Regions from separate parts of the Mus musculus genome. Here all the other regions are linked to region 1. Evidence: chromatin loops called from intact Hi-C (ENCODE). Cell type or tissue: heart. All regions are shown on one strand. Each heading gives the region's core, and the rest is flanking DNA. Links, peaks and the distances in the headings are about the cores only. Region 1 holds the start of Ift46 (intraflagellar transport 46). Region 2 holds the start of Atp5l (ATP synthase, H+ transporting, mitochondrial F0 complex, subunit G). Region 3 holds the start of Kmt2a (lysine (K)-specific methyltransferase 2A).

What was found. Hi-C counts contacts between places; a loop is a spot of excess contacts. Peaks named below come from ENCODE experiments on the same cell type or tissue, not always from the same donor. Only the 100,000 strongest peaks of a DNase experiment are listed, where the experiment ranks them.
Region 2: it touches region 1 in a loop (6-fold over the local background); 3 of 42 quality-filtered maps call a loop at or near these places.
Region 3: a loop joins it to region 1, with 2.6 times the contacts of the local background. A loop is called at or near these places in 3 of 42 quality-filtered maps.

What each region holds. Positions count from the first base shown.
Region 1 is chr9:44,770,572-44,776,174 of GRCm38, forward strand. Ift46 (intraflagellar transport 46) reads left to right here and starts at 2,438. Exons shown (of 12, transcript NM_023831.3): 1 at 2,438-2,602; 2 at 3,117-3,213. In heart, for the core only: CTCF peaks have their summits at 994 (motif pointing right) and 2,267 (motif pointing right); a DNase peak (open chromatin) is centred at 2,350; H3K4me3 peaks cover 1,489 bases; H3K27ac peaks cover 1,323 bases.
Region 2 is chr9:44,916,533-44,922,135 of GRCm38, forward strand. It overlaps Atp5l (ATP synthase, H+ transporting, mitochondrial F0 complex, subunit G), which reads right to left and starts at 4,210. Exons shown (of 3, transcript NM_013795.5): 1 at 4,078-4,210. The coding sequence starts at 4,129. Gm30934 (a long non-coding RNA gene) reads left to right here and starts at 4,195. Exons shown (of 2, transcript XR_379340.4): 1 at 4,195-4,585; 2 at 4,696-5,603. In heart, for the core only: CTCF peaks have their summits at 2,504 (motif pointing left) and 5,229 (motif pointing left); DNase peaks (open chromatin) are centred at 4,069, 4,479 and 4,729; H3K4me3 peaks cover 2,634 bases; H3K27ac peaks cover 1,752 bases.
Region 3 is chr9:44,880,659-44,886,261 of GRCm38, forward strand. It overlaps Kmt2a (lysine (K)-specific methyltransferase 2A), which reads right to left and starts at 631. Exons shown (of 36, transcript NM_001357549.2): 1 at 191-631. The coding sequence starts at 616. It overlaps Gm39326 (a long non-coding RNA gene), which reads left to right. Exons shown (of 4, transcript XR_870694.3): 2 at 1-2,045; 3 at 3,687-3,786; 4 at 3,964-4,179. In heart, for the core only: a CTCF peak has its summit at 2,092; DNase peaks (open chromatin) are centred at 823, 1,533 and 2,103; H3K4me3 peaks cover 2,945 bases; H3K27ac peaks cover 2,619 bases.

The sequences.
Region 1 (5,603 bases), core at 266-5,265:
GTGATTAAGAGTATTAACTGCTCTTCTAGAGAACCTAGGTTCAATTTCCAACATCCACATGTCAGCTCACAGCTGTCTTTAACTCCTGTTCCAGGGACTCTGACAGCCTCATATAGACATACATGCAAGCAGGACACAAATATACATAAAATAAAAATAAAATTTAAAAAAGGAAGAAATATGTTCTGGTGTTCTGTTGCATAGAAAAGTTGACTATTAAGGACAAAATATAGTTTAGTATATATTTTATAAAAAAAAAAAAAACCTAGAAGGAAGAACCCTGATTTTTTTCCCCACAAAATAATGAGAACTGTTGGCAGCACACATGTGAAACAGCAGCACTTGAGAGGCAAAAGCAGGATACTATGAGTTTGAGGCCAAGTCCATATAGTGAGATGCAGGCCACAAGCATCATGAGCCCTTGTGTCAAGTAAGAAAAGGAAAAGTTGAAGGGCTGGAGAGATGGCTCAGCCGTTAAAAATACTGTCTATTCTTCCAGAAGTCCTGAGTTCAATTCCCAGCATCCACATGCTGGCTCACAACCATCTATAAGATCATACATCAAGTTGTTTGGTTTTTTTTTTTTAAAGATTTATTTATTTATTATATGTAAGTACACTGTAGCTGTCTTCAGACACACCAGAAGAGGGCGTCAGATCTTGTTACGGATGGTTGTGAGCCACCATGTGGTTGCTGGGACTTGAACACTGGACCTTTGGAAGAGCAGTCAGGTACTCTTACCCACTGAGCCATCTCACCAGCCCCAAGTTGTTTGTTTTAAAAGGTTGAGAATCTAGAAATGCTAGGACTTGAATATTTTGTAATGTACACATGTATAGAAACAACACAAAATGCCCCATAACTCTGTACAATTTTTAGGTATCGATTTTCTTTTTTAAAGAAGCACGTATGAGTCTCTCATTTTTCTTTTTCTGAGTTGGGATTGTAGGTCTGAACACTATAGGTTAGTGCCCTGCTGCATGTACATCTGCAGGCCAGAAGAGGGCATCAAATCCCTCTCATAGAGGGTTGTGAGCGACGATGTGGGTGCTGGGAATTGAACTCAGGACCTCTGCAAGAATAGACAGTGTGCTTTTCTTTTTTTTTTCTTTTTTTCTTTTATTATTTTGGGGGGTGGTGTGGCCTCCAGATAGGGTTTCTTTGTGTATAACCATGACTTTCCTGGAACTCGCTTTGTAGATGAGACTGGCCTAGAATTCAGAGATCCGTCTGCCTTTCCCTCCTCAGTGCTGGGATTAAAGGCATGTGCCACTGAAAGACCCACAACATGAGGACTCCCCCACGTTCTGACTCAGGAGAGGCGACACCCCAAAATCACCAACGAGAAAACGGTCTTGTTGCAAATTGCAAGAGGATTTTTATTCAAGAGTGCTCTCGGGCCCACGGTCATACACCACGCAGGGGTAGAGGACTGTGGCGCCCCGAGTAGCTGAGTAAGGGGGTATTTAAAGGAGAAAAACCACAACTCAAGGAGGTGGGAAGGGCGTTGTTGGAAAATACCAAAAATACCAGGTAAGAGTCACAAGGAAGTACAAAGTCACAGGTGTCACAAGGAATACCTGGTAATTGTTAACTCTCAAGACAGTTTCTAAGAGCCCCTAACAATAGCACATTTGCATTGCAGCTTCCGGTAATGGTCAGGGTGACTTTCTTTGAATGAATACTCCTTGAACTCAGGAAGTGGGTGGGTGGAGGAATGTCACTATCTGTTTTATGATTAGCATACCTTGGAGCACTGAGTTTACTACTCTTTCACCACCACGCCCAGCTGTGTTATTTTTTATTTTATTTTATTATTATTATTTTTTATCAATTTTGAAACTGGACCTCAATAGCCCAGGCTGGCCTCAAATTTACCAAGTTACTTACTGAGTCTGATCTTGAACTTCTAATCCTTCTACCTCCACCTCCAAAGCGCTAGGATAGCAGTTATGCACCAGCTTGCCTGACTCATAGTTTTCTTTAGCAAGTAAAAACACAGGACACAGATAAATCCTAATCTCAGATGAAGGAAGAGAAAGTATGCTCCTGTGACATAGGGTATCGCGAGGAAAAGGGCTATCGCGCCACAGAGATGCTATAAAAGGGCTTTTAAACATGCTTGGACTTTTCCTTGAAGAGTGTCTAAACTGTGGATTAGGCCTATCTAGGAGAGACTGTAGGCCAAATGAGCCTTGTCTTTGAGATGACAGTTTCTAGTTGGAGAAAAGAAATCCACTAGCCTGGCCTTCCACCTTTGGCCACTAGATGTCACAACCGACTCAGTTGCGGAAACCATAGATAAGCGGGCTGCTAGACCGCCTAGTGCCCGGGGCCGCTCTATCCCAGCGCCGCGTCTCTGCTTCCGCCACCACCGGCCGCAGCAGAGGGGCGGGGTGGCGGCGCAGTGGCGGGGCACGTCTCGCGATCGTTCCTTCAGACTCTCGCTTTGTTTTGATTTATTTATCTTTTTCCCTAACGACTGACAACAGGCGGCTTGTTGCACTTAGGGATCCTTGAAGTGGCTGGGCCTGAGAGTGAGACCCCAGTCCTCGGCTGGGGTTCTTTCCAAATAGAAGAAACGGATCCAGAGGGGCTACAGGTAATTGGTGCTCCCGCCAGCGTTCTTTGCTCTCTGCGCCCCACCAACTGCCCTGGATCCTTGACTCTCCGAGAACCCGGTGGGATCCTATCTTCAAAACGGGCGGAAGTAGAGGTGATGCTCTGAGGATTAGTGGATGGGGCCGAGGCTGGAATTTGCCTTCTCTCAGGACCATCCTGTCCCATCCCCATACCCTCCACCTCTGGCAGAAGCCTCAACAGCTGTGCGAAAACTGACCAAACCTGAGACGGACGGCCGGCCGCAGTCTGGCTGTGCATGCTGTGCTTCCCTGCCTGCATCTTATGTAGAGCTTTTGGGTTGCTGCTGGGAAGGGTTGGATACCGTTTTCCACTGCACTTCTCTTGGCACCCAGCCAATGCTAGCTAAATAATGCTCTTGGGTCAGGAAACTTTCCTTTGGGGGAAAGCTTGGATCGGGGTGAATGCATCTCTGCACCGAGGCTGGATGTATATCCCATGATAGGAGCTATGTAATCGTATTTCCTTTTGCTTAGACCAAAATTGTTGAGAACCAGACATACGATGAGCGTCTAGAGATTAACGACTCGGAAGAGGTTGCCAGTATTAGCACTCCAACCCCAGGACAGCAAGGTAAGAGAAGATGAGAGACAAAAAAAAGGGAGGTGATTTTCAAACAAGTGGCGCAGATAGGATTCAGGTTGTATTCAGCAAGCTCTTAGCAAGTGTTGACCTCCTGCTTTAACTTGGCGCTGATTTTGCTTTCTCACTAGTTGAGGGAGAAACCAGTCCATCAGATTTTGGGATCTTTGAGTGCAAACTTATCCCCTGTCATTTTTAACTCGCTGTTACTGCTAGTAGATTCTGGCACAGGTTCGCTGTGTTTTGGGTTTTTTTAATTTTTTAATTTAATTTAATTTAAATTTAATTTAATTTAATTTTTAAATTACTATTTTAGAAATGTTTATGTGTATGTATGTTATTTGCTTGCATGTTTTTCTGTGAACCACCTGCCTGCCTGGTGCCCTCAGAGACCAGAAGAGGATGTTGTCAGATCTCCTTGAACTGGAGTTACACATGGTAATGAGCTGCTCTAGTGTGGGTGCTGGGAACTGAACCCTGGGTCCTCTGGAAGATCAGCCAGTGCTCTCAATCGTTGAGCCATCTCTCCAGCCTGGCTCACTGTGCTTTTGTTTCTAACAATTCATTAAGATGCTTCATCACTTGCCCTTAACTTGCCATCCCAGCTTTAATCGAAACAGAGTTTTATCAGAAGACTTGATGCCATTCATTTATTCACCTAACCTTTTTTTCTTTCTTTCTTTCTTTTTTTTTTTTTGTTTTTTTTGTTTTTTTGAGACAGGGTTCCTCTGCATAGCCCTGGCTGTCCTGGAACTCACTTTGTAGACCAGGCTGGTCTCGAACTCAGAAATCCGCCTGCCTCTGCCTCCCAAGTGCTGGGGTTAATGGCGTGCGCCACCACGCCCAGCCCTCACCTAACCTTTTTTGGTTTTGTTTTGTTTTTCTTTTTTTGAGACAGGGTTTCTCTGTATAGTCCTGGCTGCCCTGTAATTCATTCTAGACAAGGCTGGTCTCCAACTCAGAGATGTGCCTGCCTCTGCCTCCCCATTGCTGAGAGTGAAGGTGTGCACCAGTATTCTCAGCTCACCTAACATGTTTGAATGCTTGCTATGTGCCATGTTAGCACAACAGCAAACAAAAGACACATCCCTGCCAACCTGACACTTGGAATCTTAGAAGAAAGATGGCCGGTGACTAGACAGTCTTCATGAAGAATGTCATGTGTGCAGGATGGAGGCAAATGGTTTACTGCTATGAAGCATAATGGTGGTGGGTGGGGATCGATTTGTGGCCAGGGAAGACTCAAGAGGAAAGACCAGTGCCTGGTGAGAGGGCAGTGTGTTATGGTCTGATCAGAAGGGAGGCGAGAGGCTTATCAAGCAGAAGTCCAGAGGCTGTTGCTGTCACATGGAGAATTTATTGGAGGGTTCTCAGGTGAGATTGGGGTGGTGAGTGAAAGTACTGTGGCAGTGGCTGGGTTGCCATGGTAATGGCTTGGACTGTGGCACGGATAGAGACATGGCACAGATACAGCATAGATTGCCCTTACAGAATCATTAAGGCTTGCTCCTGCGTTAGATTTGAGTCCTCAGTTGGGGATGACTGTTGTTTACTGTGGTAAAATACACATGGTGTAGAATGCTATTTTAGCACTTCAAGTGTAAGGTTAAATGGCTTTGAGGACATTTACATTTTGTGATAACCGTCACCACTGGCTTAGTTATTTCTCTATTGCTGTGATAAGACACCTTGGCCAAGGCAAGTTATAGGAGAAAGTTTATCTGGGGCTTACAGTTTCAGGGGATTAGAATCCACGGTAGCTGAGAAAAATCATGGCAGCAGGAACAGCTGAGAGTTTATATCTTTAGACAACAACCATGAAGCGTAGAGAGCTGAATGGGAACGGCATGGGGTTTTGAAACCTCAAAGCCCGTCTCCAGTGATACAGCTTCTCCAACAAGACCACACTCCCCTAACCTTTCCCAAACAGCTCTACCAACTGCTGACCAAACGTTCAAACATATGAGCTTCCGGGTTTGTTCTCATTTAAAACACTACTAGAACTTCCTCATCATTAAACAGTAACTACTGCCAGGCATGGTGGTACATGACTTTAATCCCAGCACTTGGGAGGCAGAGACAACTGGATCTCTATGAGTTTGAGGTCAACCTGATCTGCATAGTGAGTTCCAAGACAGCCAGGGCTACATAGTGAGACTCTGCCTCAGAAACAGACAGACAAACAAGGAAACAAAAGATTTCTTGACCAGCACTAGGGAGGCAGAGGCAGGCGGATTTCTGAGTTTGAGGCCAGCCTGGTCTACAAAGTGAGTTCCAGGACAGCCAGGGCTACACAGAGAAACCCTGTCTCAAAAAACCAAAAAAAAAAAAAAAAAAAGAGAGAGATTTCTTGATTCTTTCCTTCCTTCCAGTCCCTATTA
Region 2 (5,603 bases), core at 361-5,360, 150 kb after region 1:
ATTTATATGTATAGACTAACATGCAATTATAGATATATGGGCTGGTGAGATGGCTCAGTGGGTAAGAGCACCCGACTGCTCTTCCAAAGGTCTGGAGTTCAAATCCCAGCAACCACATGGTGGCTCAAAACCATCCATAACGAGATCTGACTCCCTCTTCTGGAGTGTCTGAAGACAGCTACAGTGTACTTACATGTAATAAATAAATAAATCTTTAAAAAAAATTATAGATATATGTCTGAATACCTGCTGTGCTCGCTAGTTTTGTGTCAACTTAATGAAAGCTAGAGTCATTTGGTAAGAAGGACCCTTACTCAACTGGTTGGGTAGTGGTGGTGCTCATCTTTAATCCCAGTGCCCAGGAGGCAGAGACAGGCAGGCATATCTCTGAGTTCAAGGCCAGCCTGGTCTACAGAGTGATTCCAGGACAGCCAATGCTACACAGAGAAATTCTCTTTCAAAAAACAAAACAAAACAAAACAAAACAAAAACAAAAACCACACACACACAAAACCAAAAAACCAAAAAAGGAACCTGAATTGAGAAAATACCCCTATTAGTTTGGCTGTGGTGCATTTTCTTCCTTGGTGACTGATGCGAGAGGATGCAACTCACTCAGGGTGATGCTACTCCTCCCCACGACACTGCCTCTGGTCATGGTGGGTTTTGTTGTTGTTTTTGTTTTAAGACTTTATCTTATATATGTGGGTACACCATCACTGTCCTCAGACACACCAGAAGGCATAGGATCCCATTTGTGAGCCACCGTGTGGTTGCTGGGAATTGAACTCAGGACCTCTGGAAGAGCAGTCAGTGCTCCTAACTGCTAAGCCATCTCTCCAGCCCAGTCATGGTGTTTTATCATAGCAAATGAAACTAAATTCAGACACCTGTCCACTGAGAGGACTTTGAAATGGACTCTAGCAGCAAGGAACAAACCCAGATCCTAGACGGTAATTTGTGAATTCCATTGTTTAATAAAAGGTACCAAGGCTCCTTGGAGAAATGGTCAAGGCTAAGTAAGGCTGGGCAAAGAAAAAAGATAAAAAGATGACTTATGATGTAGAACCAAAAACTAAGAAGGCATGCCAAAAGGGCAGAGGTACCAACGTAAAAGATCTACAGACTGCCAAGGTGGGCACAATCTCAGCAGTAAACGACATAGAATTAGATACAAGAAGTATGAAGTGAATGTAAAAGAGCCAGTGCAATATACAATTAAAATAACAGGAGAGAGGGAGAGAGAAAGAGAGAAATTGAGTAAGATAGATCTTCCTCACAAAATTCCACTTACTATATGTAGAAAATGGACTCACCCCTCCTGCTCTGGTAACTTGCTTGTAAAGAATGGGTGTAGACACATAAGGCTGGTCACTACCAGTATGTCGCTATAATGATCTTTTCTGAGGGGTGGGGGATAGAGGTAAGAGGTGGATTTGCTGAGAATTCCAGGAGAGGGAGGTGTGCACATGAAAATGATTATAAAAGTTGTTACACAAATGTATGACACCTCCAAAAAATAAAAACAAGTGCAGAAAGTGCAAGCAGTAGTTTTATAGTGGAAGACCTTGTCAGCTCAATAGATGGCATGAATACCACAGATCTCTTAATATGTCATCAGGGTGATCTGTCTCTGTGGTTCTTGCTCTTTTTTTCCTTTTCTTTTCTTTTCTTTTTTTTTTTTTTTTTCTGAGACAGGGTTTCTCTGTGTAGCCCTGGCTGTCCTGGAACTCACTCTGTAGACCAGGCTGGCCTCGAACTCGGAAATCTGCCTGCCTCTGCCTCCCCAGTGCTGGGATTAGAGGCGTGCGCCTGGCGGTTCTTGTTCTTTTTTTTGTTTTCTTTTAAAGATTGATTTATTTTCTATGAATACACATCGGATCCCATTATAGATGGCTGTGAGCCACTATGTCACTGCTGGGAATTGAACTCAGGACCTCTGGAAGAGCAGTCAGTGCTCTTAACCACTGAGCCATCTCTCCAGCCCCTGTGGTTCTTGTTCTTAAAATCCCTAATTCCAGGCTAATCATTAGAGAAACCCAAGATAACCAGTTTGGAGAACATTCTTCAAAATATCCAGGCAGACACCTCCAAGTGGCCAAATCATGAAAGTAGAGATCAGATATAAGAAAGGGGAGATTGCAGACACAAGAAACTAGTTCTAAGGTAATATCCTATATTTGTAGACTCAAAATATATGAATGGAAAAGCGGGTGAAACATAAGTAAAATTTATAGCTTAGTTAAGGGAAAAGAAAAACAAAACAAAAAAATAGACTTTCACCTTTCTGGGGGAACTATGATAATAATTACTGACTTCTTTCTCTAGCTACATGCCCTAGGGAACTGAAAGATCTAGTCAGTAGTCAGTATCAAATACTTTAACATTCACACTTAATACACCAGCCTGGGCTGGAGAGATGGCTGCTCTTCCAAAGGTCCTGAGTTCAATCCCCAGCAATCACATGGTGGCTCACAACCATCCGTAATAGGATCTGACGCCCTCTTCTGGTGTGTCTGGAGACAGCTATAGTGTACTCACATACATAAATAAATAAATCTTAAAAAAAAAAAAGCCCCAGCCTATGCTGCAGAGCACAGTCTACGTAACCTTCTGTTCCCTCAGAGCCCTCAGGTCTCAGTACTTCTGGCAGAACAAGTTATCTTACAGTTACAACAGTGGAAAGGTTTTATGTTGTTTCTTGACCAAAGTTTACCTTGATAATGTCTTTCATTTTGGATTTCATCAATAAAATCAGTTTTAAATTTCTGAATACAAGCTACCTAAAAGATGCAAAAGTCATACGGCCGGAAAAATACTCTCTACGAAATATTAAAAATAGCACCTCAAACCATCAAAGTCCAAACGTCAAAGCCTTTTGGTTGTATTGGTGTAAAAATTGTAGTACGTTGCTTCAGATCACCTAATGATTTTTTACTAAGGAAATTCTTTGGAAAACAGCTATTGGCAGCCTCAGGTTCCATAGGAAGGAATCCAGTATTTATAGACTCTGGCTGGCACTTTAAGGGTTTAAATAGCTCACTAGCTGGTGATGAAGGGGAGAAAAAAAAGAATTACTAAATATGCAAACAGGTTGGAAAGCTCAAAATTACAAGTTTTTAAAATTCCACCTCAGAGGGCTGGAGAGATGGCTCAGCGGATAAGAGCACTGGCTGCTCTTCCAGAGGTGCTGAGTTCAATTCCCAGCAACCACATGGTGACTCACAACCATCTGTAATGGGATCCAATGGCCTTCTCTGGTGTGTCTGAAAACAGCTAGTGTACTCACATAAGTAAAATAAATAAATCTTTGAAAAAAAATCCACCTTCAATTCACATTTCATAACCAAATTTGAACATTTGGAAATAGGACCTTCAACCACTTAATACAATACAGAAAAGAAGAAATTGTAAACTTAATCTCCTGCTTCAAAAATACAGTAATTTTCTACTCAGAAGAGAACTGTATCGATTGAACATACTGCTCAGGCTTATAACTACTCAGTGTTTATCTGAGAGACCGCGGTCTATCAGAATTTTCAAACAAAACAACCTCACGAATGCCAAGCCAAGGTTCTGAAGACGACTGCTGACAGGCGTCGCTTTCTGTGCTGACTGGGGAGGGGATATTCACCCCTACGTTCCAAATTCCCTTCATCGGACGCAGAATTCTCTAGGCTCTAACCAGGATGGTAAGCAAACATAACTTTCAAAGATCTCTCACCCGTCTTTAAAATTTCTGATGGCTTTCAAATACTTCGCTGAGACGCAGACCAGCTATGAGGTCTGATGTGTGACCTCTCTCTCCCCTGTTACCGACCTCCCTTCCCAACTCTCCCGGCACGGTAAGGGGGCATCACGGCGTTCGCGGCGGAGTGAGGCCGGGCAGAGTTACACGACCCACTCGCTCCCCGGCCGAGCTAGGACCCTGCAGCTTGTGAGCTCTAAGCAGCCGCGGGCAGGCCAGGCGAGGCTGCGGCCTTACAGTGGCCTCCTGGAAGCCCTCCCGACGCCCACGGCCCCTTGGTGCCGCAGCACAATCCCTCCCCTCGCGAGCCTCTCCCGGGCTGCGCTCACCGGCTACCATCGACGGTGCCTTCTCCGCGAAGTTACGGATGAACTTGGCCATGGTCTAAGGTGGAAGGTACGTCTCCCCGAACCGCCGGCTGAATGTCACCCCCGGAAGGACCCGCGGCAGGACCCCTTCCCCATTTCCAAGGTCAGGCTGCCCCTCTCTGTGCCTGTTCAAAACATATAGGTATTGATTCCCTGTTTGTGGCATCTCATTAGTCAGTTTACTTTGTTCACTCCAAGTAAAAACCTAGATATAAAAAAAAATGAGGCGCGATAACACGTGAAGAATCCTGAGATTCCTCAGGGAGCAGGCATTACTTGGGACAGCTATTCATGTTGGTCCGGAAGATCGGTGAAGTGGGGGAAATGCGCATGCGTTATTGGTTTTCTTGGCTTGATCGCCACATTAGCTTGCGGCAGTTTTATAGCTTTTCAGAAAACATGGAAAACGAGGCTGGAGGGCTTCATAAGATGCTTGTGGGCCTATACGTTCGCTTTAAAGGCATAGCAGGTCTGAGGTCAAATAGGAGCTTTAAGGGGCCACATAGGCGTTACATTATGTGACTCACCCATTCACCGACTTCTTTAATTGACTTTTTATAATTCCGTTTTCCTCCGCAGCCAGTATCAGAATTGGGATCCAATCCGGTTTTTCAAACAAGCCAGTAGGAGCTGTGCGGACAAGAGGAAGAAAGTCATGTGTGTTGAGGGTGTTGCACTGTGCCAGGCATTTTGTAATTTGGTGGAAGCATGCTTTGGGCATTATCCCCTTAGAGACCAAGATTCCTAAATAGTCATAGAAGGAGTCAGTTGCAAGATAAATACGCAAAGGAACATAAGGTTAAGCGTGGTGCTGATCTGGGAAGGCGTAGAGATTCTTGGTGTATAAGAAAATATACAAATTCCAAAGGCTGTAACTTTGACATTATGAATGAAAACAACAAAAACAAACCAGGAAACCCAAAAACTATGTAGGAAAGTAACATTTGATGAGGAGAACAAGTTCTGGAAAAGCCCAATCTTTAGAAGAAAAACTGAGGGGCTGGAGAGATGGCTCAGCATTATGAGCACTGACTGCGCTTAGGTTAGGAGTTCAAATCCCAACAACCACATGGTGGCTCACAACCATCTGTGATGAGATCTGATGCCCTCTTCTGGTGTGTCTGAAGACAGCGACAGTGTACTTACATATAATAATAAATACATCTTTTAAAACAAAACAAAAAAAAACCTGAAGTAAAATTCATGGGGTGGTTAGAAAAGTTAGAAGTGGGATCAAGGAATCAGTGAGGGAGAGACATGCTGCCTTAGACAGTGAAGTCAAATTAAAGCAGGAAAGATAACCTGAAACCCACATTATACCAGCATACAGGAGCCTGAAGATTGGAAGTTACAGGCCAGTCTGGACCGAGGTAAGACAGGCCAGCTAATTATGAGTATGAACATCTGTGACATTAACTAGAAAAGGTTTCAAACCCTTAGAAACCAGATTGCAGCAATGAAGAAATATGGAAGCAAGAGAATATAAG
Region 3 (5,603 bases), core at 1-5,000, 110 kb after region 1:
AGCCCTCGGGTAAGGGCGCCTGGGGGTCTGCAGCCCATAACGGGGGTCCTGAGATGGGAGGGCCATTTGCCCCACGTTAGGGACCCCAGGATGTTTCCAGAATTGGGATGCTCCTCAGACCTGCATGGGGGAGGGGAGGGGTTCTTCAGAGGGTCGAGACCCCGGACCTTGGGGTTCCTCGCCCCCTTACCTCTCCGCTGCCGCCTCCCCCGCCGCTCTCCCCAAACACTGCCCGGAACCGGCGCAGGTTGGTGCCGATGGCGGCCGAGACCTGCAGCGCCGCGTCGAAGCCCGGGCCCACCCGGAGCAGGGCCGGCCCTGAGGAGGCTGAGGACGATGACGAAGACGAAGACGAGGCGGACGACGAAGAGGCTGCTGAGGCGGCGGCCGCTCCCCCTGGAACCCCAGCCCCGCTGCTTCCCGCCGCCGCCGCCGCCACCGCCGGGGGGGAGGGGGGCGCCCCGGGGCCGCCACCGCCGGCCTGGGGCCCGGGGGGAAGCAGCAAGGCCGGGACGCGTTGCCGCGGGGCGCCCCCTAGGCCCCGGCGCCCCCCGCCGCCGCCGCCCCCGGTGGTCCCGGGTCGGGCGGGGAAGCGCCACCGACAGCTGTGCGCCATGTTCGCCCCGTAAGTGAAGCAGCGAGAGGGAGAGGCGACAACACAGGGGGGCGGGGAGGCGGAGGGGGGGGAGCGGCGGGCCCCGGAACCTGCCTAACCCGCCTGGCGCCGCCCAGATGGCCGTACCCCGCGGCCCGCTATGCCGAGCGCCGGGTGGCGCCCGCCTGCCCTGCAATCTGCATATGAGCCTCTGGCCTCCGCCTCCGCCGCCCGGAGGCCGCTGCTCTATGCCGAGCCCCGGGCCCGGCTCCTCCCGCCCGGCAACCTGGATAAGTGCATGCCCCGCCCTCCGGGAGCGGCAGCGCCAGGGAAGATGAGGGGGGGAAGGAAGCCCTGGAGCCCGGAGCGGAGGCGGGTTCCGGGGAGAGGGGGGAGGGGGCGAGGGCGGCGGGAGGATGGAGGCGGAGGGAGCGGGTGGCCCGCAGCCGAGAGAGCCGAGAAGCCGATTACACACGTTCCCGGGACGCGCAGGGACTTGAGCGGCCCAGGAGAACCGCTTCCAGTGCGGCGCGGCTGCTGGGTCCCCGGAGGAGCGAGCCTTCTCCGCCGCTTTGGAGAGCGGCGGGCTTAGCCCTTATGGAACGCTTCTAGAATCCAGAAAGCTCCATTGTACTCCATGCAAAACCCAAGCGTCGCCCAATTGATTCTATGCAAAATGGCAAGGCTCTCGGCGAACGCGCCTTAAAAAAATAAAATCCAATAAAAGAGGAGCCCCTCCCATCTTCACGCTTGGAGCTCTTTCCAAAATCCACACAACCGTGTGGTCGGCCTCTGCCACCTCCTCGCTCCACTGTGCGCTGGAGGGAGGTGAGGGGCTTCTGGTTTCCGTGCCCTTCTCCGGAGTTGGGGTGTGTTTTCCCAGTCCAGGCGTTGGAGCCACAGCGTGCGCTCCGCAAACGACCTGGCGTTACAACGGAGCTGAAACTGGGTGGCTAACGGACAGGGCCTGGAGGGAAGAGGCGGGCAAAGGCGCCCCGCCCCTTCTTCCTCCGCTTCCAGCCTGCCGCTGCATGCAAAGCAGACCCTAATGTATGCACACGGAGGGAGGGGGCTCGCCAGCACATTTCTCATGATTGGGAGGGGGGGGGTTTGAAGCCCGGCGTAGGGCATTATGATACACAGGGTTAGCAAGCCGAGAGGGAGGGAAGAGGGGTAGGGCAGTGCCGGGGGTTGATGGTGGGGTGAATATCCACGGGATTTACTTTATTGCAGGAAATGGGAGACGGCGCCTCCAGCGAGGCGTTAGAAGCCTGCGGGGATGGAAAAGCCAAGGAGGGAGGGAGAGATTGCTGCCCGAAGAATTTGCCTTGGCTGAGGCTTAGGGATCGATACACTGCCTGCAGACCCGGAGCAGCCTCCATCTCCCCCAACCCCCAGCCGAGGTGGAGTTCGCAGGAAGGTCATGCAGCCGTCCAGGTCTCCCGCACCGGTACCCGGCGCTGCTCTAACCAGGACCTCCCCGGGTGGCAGATTTGGGAACGACAGGGTGGTTCATAGTAAGGCAGGTAGCAACCAGCTCCAGCCCACTGGAGGGTGTACTGCACGCCTCCAGAGGTCCACGGCCTCCTGGTGCTGAAAAATCTACGTCCTTCCTACGGAGAGACGTCTGTGCCTGAGGAGAAAATGGGGAGGGGGGGGGGGGAGCGAGGAAAGGAACAGAGAAGGGGAGGAGACATAGTCAAGCCCCAACTCCCCAAACTCGTCCGGGATCGATCATCGTTCCAACCACGCAGGATGGAGCCCAGATGGTTTGCAAAACGCACATTCACACTACGCACGCACAACCAGATTCCGTTGTTGCTTCTCGTGGCTTACTAGGCGCCGAGAGGATGGGAGCTGCGAAAGGGTATTAAACAGCAGCCCCAAGACTCTGCTTAGGACATAACACACCCCATTGTGGACGGTTTCTCTATTGCAATGTATTTTTGCGTTAGGCTCTGGGGTTTTGCTTCAGTATAGCTGCTCTGATCAGTTACAGATTGGCGACCACGTGGATTCCCTCAAGCATCCTGATTTGTTCCCTCTCTCACTCTCTCTCGTTTATTTTTCTTTTGTATTTGCCGCCCCCCTTCTTTAATATGCATAACGGCCTTCAGAGGTAGTAGGCAGGGGACTGAGTGACAGGCTTTATATAACTGTGTCAACAGGATTTCTTCCCGCCCTCCACCTTTGAGAAAACAAACCCGTTAGATTCTGCGTAACCCTCTCCCTACAAGCACACTTGATTTAGCACAGGTGGGAGGTCTGCAGGGTGGGTGGCAGCAGCAAGAATGGAGAATATTTGCAGGCTGTGAAGACATGAGCCTGGGAAGTCGGGGAGAACTCCTTGGAAAATTATCTAGTCGCTCTCTCTCAGGCTGATGCAAAGCGACCTGGTATAGATTAGAATTTGTTTTGTGGCTGGATGTTTTCGAGCAGAAATAACTAGCTCTTATTGAGTACTTTCTTTTTTTTTTTTTTTTAAAGATTTATTTATTTATTATATGTAAGTACACTGTAGCTGTCTTCAGACACTCCAGAAGAGGGCGTCAGATCTTGTTACGGATGGTTGTGAGCCACCATGTGGTTGCTGGGATTTGAACTCCGGACCTTCGGAAGAGCAGTCGGGTGCTCTTACCCACTGAGCCATCTCACCAGCCCCTATTGAGTACTTTCTATGATCCCAAATGTTTTATGTGCATTCAGTTCTTACTAATCATATAAGATAACCCTTATTTTACAGGTGGGAAAACTGAGTCTTAGAGTAATGCCCTAGGCCACATATTTTAGGGATAGGTCCAAAACTTTAGTGGGGTCTAACACCAAAATCCAGTAAGACAATCTTGGCAGAGGGACATTCAATGGGAGAGTGCTTGCCTAATATTTGGAAAGAAAGCCCTGGGTTTGATCCTAAGGACACGGACACACACACACACACACACACACACACACACACCTCGAGGGGGAGGCACTGAGAGAGATTCTTTTTTACCTTTCTCATGTTACCGTAAAGTGCTTTATTCTTTGGTTGTAAATCTTAACTCATTTCTCTTGAATATCAATATGTCATATGGCTAATTTTTTTTAACAGTTACTTTGGAGCTATGGCCTTAGCTATTTGAGACTGATCTTGAACTTACGCAGCCAAAGATGACACTGAGCTTTCTGCCTCTGGACTGCTTGGAATACAGGTGTGTCCCACCATGCCTGTGTTCATGTACTGCTGGCAATCAAGTCCGGGGCTTTGTGACTACGAGATGGCAAGCACTCTACATCCCTATCCCCATTCCCTATTTAAAACAAAACAAAACAAAACAAAACAAAACTATTCTTTGTGTTTATTTATGTGTCCTTGTTTGTATGTATAGCAGGAGGTGACCACAGGGGACAAGAGAGGACATCAGAACCTCTAGAACTGGAGTGACAGGCAGTTGGGCACCACCTGACACAGGTGGGAAACAGCCCTGAGTGAGCTGTAAGAGCCACACCCACCCTTAGCTGCTGCACTCTCTCTTCAGCCCCCTAACATACACACCCCATCTTTTTTTCTTTTCTTTTCTTCTTTCTTTCTTTCTTTCTTTCTTTTTTTTTTTTTTTTTTTTTTTTTGAGTCTAACTGGTCTAGTCCTGAGCTATGTAAACCAACCTAGCCTCAAACTTAGAAAGGTCCTCCTGCTTCTGTTCCCGAGTACTGGAATCACAGGCATGTCTGGCATCATATGGTTAGAATGTTAATGAAATTGAAAACCCCACTGCCTTGGTTCTGAGATAGCACGATAGCACGTTTCTGACATCAATCTCTGTCTTCCCTTCATGATAGTAAATGTTACGTTAATACTTCCAAAGATGACCTATATCTAAACGAGTGAGTCCATAGAGAACTTTGTCCATAAATACAAGACTGTCAAGTCTTATATGCCATCTCAGTGGTTCCACTTAATAAACCTGGGGAATTGTTTTTGTTACTCTTGGGGATGTTTAAAAACTTGGGGACAGTTTTTAAACGTGCGGTGGAAATGTATATGGCTTTCAATCTACTGACTGGCCTGTTCCTCCTCCTCTCCCTCCTCCTCTTGCTCCTCTTCCTTCTCTTCCTCCTCTTCTTCCTCTTCTCCCTCCTCCTCCTCTTCATCTTTTTATTTTTACTTTATGTGGGTGGGTGTTTTGCCTGCATGTATGTCTATGCACTACCTACAAGCAGTAGCTGTGGAGGTCAGAAGAAGATGCAGAATTCCCCCTAGACTGGAGTTATAAATGATTGAGAGTTTACATATGGGTGGGTGCTGGGAATCAAACCTGGGTCCTCTGGAAGAGCAGCCAGTGCTCTGAACCACTGAGCCATCATCTCATCAAAACAAAACAAAGTAGTGTTTCACAGTGTAGCCCAAGATCTCCTGCAACTCACTCTGTAGCCCAGACCCTGACCTCAAACTTGAGGCAATCCTCTTGCCTCTGTTGAATGCTAATGTTATAGGTGTGAGTCACCATGCCCGGCCATTCTATTCAATTTCACACAATAACACGGTGCACAGCCTTGGACACCACTTTGCAACTGTGTGATATACCTTTAGTATGAAGTCCCAGAAGTGCAGTTGCTGAACTCCAAGTATGAACATTTGTGATTTTTGACAGCTATTACCAAATTGTCCCCAGTAAAGGTTATCCTAGTGATTCATATTGCCATGAGCAATTCTGAAGAGGGCCTCTTTCTCCATAGCTTCTCGGAAAGCTTTGTCCTAACCTTCTTCTTGATCTTTGCTAACCTAATAAAAATGCACATATTTTACTTTTTTTTTTTTCAAATGAGAGAAGGAAACTTTCAGGAAGGAAACTCCAAATTTTGCCCGTTTCTGTGAACTCATAAATTATTTTGGCTTTAAAGGGGGCCGGAGAGGTTGGCTCACAGCTTAAGAGCAATTGTTGCTTTTGCAGAGGACCTGGGCTCTATTCTCAGCATACACATGATAGCTCACAGCCACCCTAACTCCAGCTCCAGGAGATGCAGTGCC